2 separate regions of the Homo sapiens genome follow, and region 1 is linked to region 2. The links are chromatin contacts, found by Hi-C or POLR2A ChIA-PET in ENCODE. All regions are on one chromosome and are shown on one strand. The core of a region is the stretch at or near the end of the contact, and the rest is flanking DNA. Distances in the headings are between cores, read along the strand shown. Region 1 overlaps ERRFI1-DT (ERRFI1 divergent transcript). Region 2 overlaps ERRFI1-DT (ERRFI1 divergent transcript).

Region 1 (3,804 bases), core at 653-3,152, 36 kb before region 2:
GGGACCACAGGAATGTGCCACCACGCCCGGCTAATTTTTAAATTTCTTTTTGTAAAGATAGGGTCTCACTGTATTGCTCGGGTTGGTCTTGAACTCCTGGGCTCAAGTGATCCTCCCACCTCGGCCTGCCAAAGTACTAAGAGGCGTGAGCCACCGTGCCCGGCCCAGACCTGGTCTTTCTGTCCTGACTTCTTGTTAAGTGATGACAATGTGCTCCTTTTTCATTCTGCCACAGTAGGTGGGTTTCTTTTATTATTATTATTATTTTCTTTGTAGAGACAGGGGTCTTGCTTTGTTGCTCAGGCTGGTCTCAAACTCCTGGCTTCAGACAATCCTACCTCAACCTCCCAGAGTGTTGGGATTACAAGTGTGAGACCCTGCCTCTGGTCGAGGAGATGGGTTTCTATTCCGTGCAGTTATACACAATTTCTAATTAATACAGCTTAATTGAGAAGGTGAGATTTGATCAGGGCTTTGAAGGATGTGAGTAGCAACTAACTGCGAGAAGGGGGCCAATGAAACAGTAATTCCTAGAGGCTCTGTTCAGACTTAGGGCTTTTGAATATCAGGGGTTCATCATCTGAGCTGCTGAATTAGACTAGGACTTCTTAAATACTTCTAAAATTGGTCTTGGGAATGAACCTGCAAGAAGAAAAAAGCCTAATAAAAATAGTAATAGTAGCAGTAGTAGCAGTACTAGTAATAGCTGGCTGGGCGTAGTGGCTTACACCTGGAATCCCAACACTTTGGGAGGTCGAGGCTGGAGGATCACTTGAGCCCAGGAATTCAAGGTCAACCTGGGGCCAGGTGCAGTGGCTCATGCCTGTAATCCCAGCACTTTGGGAGGCCGAGGCGAGTGGATCACCTTAGGTCAGGAGTTTGAGACCAGCTTGGCCAACATGATGAAATCCTGTCTCTACTAAAAGTACAAAAAGTTAGCCAGGCTTGGTGGTGGGCACCTGTAATCCCAGCTGCTTGGGAGGCTGAGGCAGAAGAATTGCTTGAACCCGGAAGGCGGAGGTTGCAGTGAGCTGAAATGGCGCCATTGCACTCCAGCCTGAGCAACTCAAAAGAGTGAGACTCTGTCTCAAAAAAAATAAAAAATAAAAAATAAACCTGGGCAACATAACAAGACCCTGTCTCTACAAAAAATAAAAATAAAAAAATTAGCCGGGCATGGTGGTGTGTGCCTGTGGTTCCAGCTACTCAGGAGGCTGAGCTGGGAGGATCACTTGAGCCTGGGAAGCCTAGGCTGCAGTAAGCCACGATCGCACCACTGCACTGCAGCCTGGGTAACAGAGCAAGACCCTGTCTCCGAATAATAATAATAATGGCAGGGCGTGGTGGCTCACACCTGTAATCCCAGCATTTTGGGAGGCCAAGGTGGGCGGATCACCTGAGGTCAGGAGTTCCAGACCAGCCTGGACAACATGGTGAAACCTTGTCTCTACTAAAAATACAGAAATTAGCCTGGTGTTGTGGTGCTCACCTGTAATCCCAGCTGCATGGGAGGCTGAGGCAGGAGAATCGCTTGAACCCAGGAGGCGGATGCTGCAGTGAGCCTAGATTGTACCACTGCACTCCAGCCTAGGCAACAGAGCGAGGCTCTGTCTCAATAATAATAATAATAATAATAATAATAATAATAATAACACTTCCAATGTAATAGGCTTTGTTCTAAAGGACTTACATGCGTTGCCTCCTTCAGTCCTCACAGCTACTCTTTGATGAAGGGTAGTTCCCACCTTATGGCTGAGGAAATAGAAGCAAAGAGAGGTCAAGCAACTTGCCCCAGGCTACACAGCTAGGAAATGGATGAGCCAGGATCTGAACCCAGGCAGTATGGCCTGAGCCTGAGCTCATTAGTTCATGCCAGGCAGGGTTTGACCAAAACCTTGGACTCACTCCTGTCTGCTTTCCTTCAGTGACTAAGAGGATTCCTGAGATGGATGTGCAAACATGAAGTGTTTACTTTCCTCCATGGGAATGTACTTCTGGCTTCCACTCCTCAGCTGCTGCTGCTAAGCCAGTGAGATAGATGGTGGTTTGGAAACACCCTCATGTGTGTTTCTTCTTTTTGTTGTTTTTGGGATCCTTACTGAAATAATTTTCCCCTCATTTTATGAAATATAGAGGTTCTTGCTGTATCTTATACCCCACCCCAAATTCTACTGATTTGTACTGAGCTGTGATAAAAATAATGATACCAAGTACATGCAGGGTTTCTTCCAGCCTCTAGGACCTGGCTTTGTCTTCCACTGCTCCTTCTGGGATGCTCCTCTGAGAACCAAAATCCGACCCTTTACATCCAGATCAGGACAAACTCACAGAGTAGTTTGCGAACTACTAGTTTAGAACTAGTTCGGAATCTGCTTGTTACGGTTTGTGACAAGAGGAACGCAGAAATCGAAAGTAAATAAGGGTAAGAGACTTTTTAGCAATTGAGCATTTGTCCCCAACACCCAAGCATATGATCAGGGAATTAGTCTTGACGGGGCATGGACCCCTTTGGATGCTGTTGAACTTGTGATGAGTTGCATGCTGCGTGAGCTGTGTTAAAGTCATGGGCAATAGGACTGATTTTTGGTTCCTGAAGGGGTGGAAATTAAAACAAAACAAAATAAAACCAAACCAAACAAAGTAAAACGAAAGAAGTGACCCTTTATCACAGAAAGTTTGTGAGTCACTGCTCTAACCCATATCACATTTTGCCACTTGTGAATCACCATAGTATTTCAGTCTACATCACATAATCTAGGACTGGACTATACAGGTTTATTATTGTTTTTTTGAGACGGAGTCTCACTCTGTGGCCCAGGCTGAAGTACAGTGGCGCCATCTTGGCTCACTGCAATCTCTGCCTCCCACCTCCTGGGTTCAAGTGATTCTCCTGCCTCAGCCTCTTGAGTAGTTGGGATTACAGGCACGCGCCTGGCTAATTTTTTTGTATTTTTAGTAGAGACAGGGTTTCACCATGTTGGCCACGCTGGTCTCAAACTACTGGCCTCAAGTGAACCACCCGCCTCGGCCACCCAAAGTGCACTGGGATTACAGGTGTGAGCCACTGTACCCAGCCTGGACCATACAGTTTTTATTTATGATTTATTTATTTTTATTTCATAGAGATGGGGTCTTGCTATGTTGCTCAGGCTGGTCTCAAACTCCTGTCCTCAAGTGACCCTCTCTCCTGAGCCGCCCAGAGTGCTGGGACCTCAGGCGTGTGCCACCATGCCTATCTATTTTTTTAAGTTTTTTTTTTTTTTTTTTTTTTTTTGTAGAGACAGGGTCTCACTCTGTTGCCCAGGCTGGTCTCCAACTCGTGGGCTCAAGTGATCCTCGTGTCTCAGCCTCCCAAAGTGCTGGGATTATAGGCATGAGCCACTGTGCCTGGCTCAGAGATACGTTTTTAAAACCTCGTTCTAGTTGCTTCATTTATGGAAGTCTCACCTTCTTGTTTGTATTCAGGACCCATGAGTTGGCACTCAAGGATTTTTGCTTCTATTTTTGTTATGATTCAAATCAAGAGATGAGATAGGAGCCAAGGCAAATATCTCTACAAAAAAATACAAAAATTGGCGGGGCATGGTGGCTGACGCCTGTGATCCCAGCTACTTGGGAGGCAGAGGTGGGAGGATTGCTTGAGCCCAGGAAGTCAAGGCTGCAGGGAGCCATGAGGGCACCACTGCATTCCAGCCTGTCTCAAAAAAAAAAAAAAAAAAAAAGTAGGGTTGGACAGAAAGCAGAGTCAGCTTTGCCTCACTTGGTGGTAAAAAGAAAAAAGAAAGTCTCGAAACATTTATTTAT
Region 2 (3,600 bases), core at 30-2,529:
TGTGTTACTATTGGCCTCTGTCCCTTATTCCTGGACCTGGGCGTTAGCCTAGAGTCGCTCTGAAGTTAATGATTAAAATCTTTGAGTGGACATTCTCCACCGTTTCTTGGAAGCATTCTTGAGTTACCCGTTAGTTTCCAGTCTTAAACAGAGAAATACAGATACCACCTATTGGTAATGGTTTTTAGATCATGAATCTCCTTGTGGGATTACTTTGGAACATCTCCCCGCTCTTTATCGGCAGGCCGGATGGTGAAGGTCACTTCATCCTTTATCAGATTGTTATTCAACCACAATCCTTCTTTCAAGGATTCAGAAATACACAGGTTTCTACTAAAAGAAACGTCCATATCTTTAACCAATGCCTGTTTCTAGCACATTTCTCTAAGCGTAATTCTTTTTATCATCCAGATTCTTATGATTCATTCAAAAGAAATTTAGAGCCAAATCTGGCTTTTAAGCAAATATTTCTAACAAACTGACCTATTTTAGTATCACTCACCATAAGGTTATTTCAGGATGGTGAATGACAATATGCCAATGAACAGCAGAGGCTACCTTTTTTGATTCCTAAACAACCAGATTTTGTGAGACTACGTTTTTCTTCAGTGATTCATAATCAGTTTTGCAATTTGAAAGCAGTTTATGAGTCATTCAGTTTATGAATTTGTTGTCACTTCCTTAGAAAAGGGCTCCCTTTCCTTATAGCTTTTCAAGTTTAATTCAGTCGCCTGAAAGCTTTCATTTAACCTCAGTTTTTTCTGCTCCATGAAGAAAAACGATGTTATATATCCATTTTACTGTTACTATCAGGTAAGAAGGCCTAGGGACTAGTGACATCAATTCCACGAGCCATCAGTGTCCTGGGCTTTTAATTCACAGAAGAATGGATAGTTGTAATGAAAAAAAAATCTTATAAAAATACCAGTCCTGTTTTCTAAGTTTTAAATACAGATTCTCTGTTTTTAGTTATCTTGTTTCTGCTTCCCAATGCAATAAACTCTAGCCACCTGCAGGACTGCTGGATATTCTGATCTCTCCCTAGGATGAAAGAGCCACTTTAACTGGAAATCTTTACAACAAAACACCCTCAACTATTCAAGGAAGAAATTCGGTAGACTTCCATGCACGAGGCCTTTGAGAAGAGAAAATAGGCCCTCGTTCAGGCCCAGACAGATCATTGACAGCGTTTTTGGATTCCTTTTTTGATCAGGAAATTAGATCAACATCCTTATAGGGAAAGGTTCATTTGGGGCACAGGTGGGGCTCTTTAGTTAAAGTGTCTACTTCTCAGTCCATATTAGGCAACAGGAACTGCCTGAAAGGCACTTATTTTTCATTCTGTGTCATTCAACCATAAATGACTCAGTTCTGATATTATTTACCAAGCTCCTGTTGAACTCATAGGAGAGGCAGCTGTGCAGCACTCGTAATGCTAATCTTAATATAGTCTCAGCAGGGTATGCAGTCAGTGAGAAGTAAGACGGGTCATTTTTCCTTAAGATCATATTAATTAACTAGCTGACTCATCTCCCAGGAACTGGATTGAGTCCTCAAAATGCTTCATTTCTAAAATCATGGAGGCTTAATCTAAGTAATTTTACTGTCATCTGGTAAAGCTTATTAAAGCTTAAGGGTTTTTTTTAAAAGGCACACTTGAAAACTTAGAGGATTAGAGAAACTAAGGTAATTTTAGTAGCAGCAATGAGTATTTCATTTTTAACATTTAAACATTAATCTGGCATTCTGAAAGGCCTGAGATCTTATTGCTTCTTAAAATAGGCTTTGTTTTTTAGAGCAGTTTTAGGTTCACAGCAAAATTGAATGGAGAGTTCCCATATACTCCCTGCCCACGCAGGCACAGACTCCCCACTGCCAGTGTGCTGTACCGTAGTGATAAATTTGCTGCAATTGATTAACTCGCATTGGCACATCAGTATCACCCGAAGTCCACAGTTTACATTAGAGTTCACTCTTGGTGTTGTACATTCTATGGATTTTGACAAATGGATAAAAACACTTATCTACCATTATAGTATCATACAGAATAGTTTCACCGTCTTAAAAATCCTCTGTGCTTACCCACTCAGATCTTATTTTTAGTTTCAAAGTTAATGATCTAAATATGAGAACTGAAATCTGCAAATTTAAAAAAGCACAAGAACCCAAGTGTTTAACTTAAAATCAATGGTTCTTAAAAATCATTAATATAATGTAAAAATACTAAATATTAAATTTCAACATTAATCTTGAGATTTAATTAATTCAAAACATATGTCTGAAATGTACCTTTGCAGTAGCCATGAAAAAAATGTGTTACCTAAGTAAATAGTTTAAGTGTCTGAGAAACTTTTGGCCAAGGGACTGCAGTCACTATTGCTAATTCCCTGCTATCTGGAACTTAGCTACAATTAAGCAAATAAACAACAACAACAAAGGACAGAAAAATCTCTGAAAAATCCCCCCAAATTAGGAAAATAAGCAACACAGTTCTTTTCTTTTCTTTTTTTTTTTTTTTTTTTTGAGATGGAGTCTCTCTCTGTCACCCAGGCCGGAGTGCAGTGGCATGGTCTTGGCTCACTGAAACCTCCACCTCCTGGGTTGAAGCAATTCTCCTGCCTCGGCCTCCAGAGTAGCTGGGATTACAGGCATGTGCCACCATGCCTGGCTAATTTTTTTGGTATTTTTAGTACAGACAGGGTTTCACCATATTGGCCAGGCTGGTCTCGAACTCCTGACCTTGTGATCCACCAGCCTCAGCCTCCTAAAGTGCTAGGATTACAGGCATGAGCCACTGCACCCGGCCCAGCAACACATTTCTAAATAATTCATGAGTCAAAGAAGAAATTACAATGGAAATTAGAAAATATTTGAACTGAATGAAAATGAAAACACAATTTATCTAAATTTGTGACATGCAGCTAAAGTGGTGCTTAGAGGAAAGTTTATAGCAGCATTAAATACATATATTGGAAAAAAAGAAAGGTCTAAAATTAATGATCTAATCTCCTACCTTAAGAGACTAAAAAAAGAAGAGCAAATTAAACCAAATATAAGCATAAATAAAGATAAGAGTGAAAACTAATGAAAGAGAAGATGATAAAACAATAGAGAAAAATCAGTAAAATCAATAGCTAGTACTTTGAAAAGATTAATAAAAGTTATACCCCCTAGCCAGACTGATCAAGAAAAAAAAAAAGAGGAAAAACACAAATTACCAAAATCAGGAATGAAAGGCCATCACCATAGATCCTACAGACATAAACAGATTATAAGGGGATATTTTGAATAAATTGATGCCAATAAATTTCAAAATTTAAAGGAAATAGAAAATTTCTTTGAAAGATAAAAATTACTAAAACTGATTTGAGAAGAAATAGAAAATCTTAGTAGCCTTATATCTATTAAGGAAATTATTATTAGTTACTATTATTATTTTGAGACAGATTCTCACTCTGTCACCCAGGCTGGAGTGCAGTGGCATGATCTCAGCTCACTGCAACCTCTGCCTCCTGGGTTCAAGCGATTCTCCTGCCTCAGCCTCCCAGGTAGCTGGAATTACAGGTGCCTGCTACCATGCCTGGCTAATTTTTGTATTTT

The links. A loop is a pair of places that touch in the nucleus more often than their neighbours do. ChIA-PET counts read pairs that join two places held with the same protein, here RNA polymerase II (POLR2A). Pooled maps may share reads with other maps.
Region 1: a loop to region 2 is called in a map of PC-9, with 7 times the contacts of the local background. The contact joins two enhancer-like sites. A Hi-C loop is called at or near these places in 8 of 168 maps with a recorded cell type or tissue (Caco-2, Calu3, MCF 10A and 5 more) and 8 of 50 pooled maps. POLR2A ChIA-PET finds 5 or more read pairs at or near these places in 12 of 52 experiments (A549, AG04449, AG04450 and 9 more).

What each region holds. Positions count from the first base shown.
Region 1 is chr1:8,059,494-8,063,297 of GRCh38, forward strand. The region is part of intron 2 of ERRFI1-DT (ERRFI1 divergent transcript); the gene reads left to right. Among named protein-coding and RNA genes, the nearest start is that of ERRFI1-DT, 35 kb to the left of the region's middle. Within about 2 kb of position 1,903, at least 17 of the 41 ENCODE cell types and tissues checked have a DNase peak (open chromatin) inside an H3K27ac peak, as active enhancers do; they include HCT116, PC-3, PC-9 and 4 more, where a contact is called at or near this core.
Region 2 is chr1:8,096,217-8,099,816 of GRCh38, forward strand. All of the region lies in intron 2 of ERRFI1-DT (ERRFI1 divergent transcript), which reads left to right. Among named protein-coding and RNA genes, the nearest start is that of ERRFI1-DT, 72 kb to the left of the region's middle. RefSeq lists enhancers at 465-1,664, 1,030-1,079. Within about 2 kb of position 1,280, at least 18 of the 41 ENCODE cell types and tissues checked have a DNase peak (open chromatin) inside an H3K27ac peak, as active enhancers do; they include HCT116, PC-3, PC-9 and 4 more, where a contact is called at or near this core.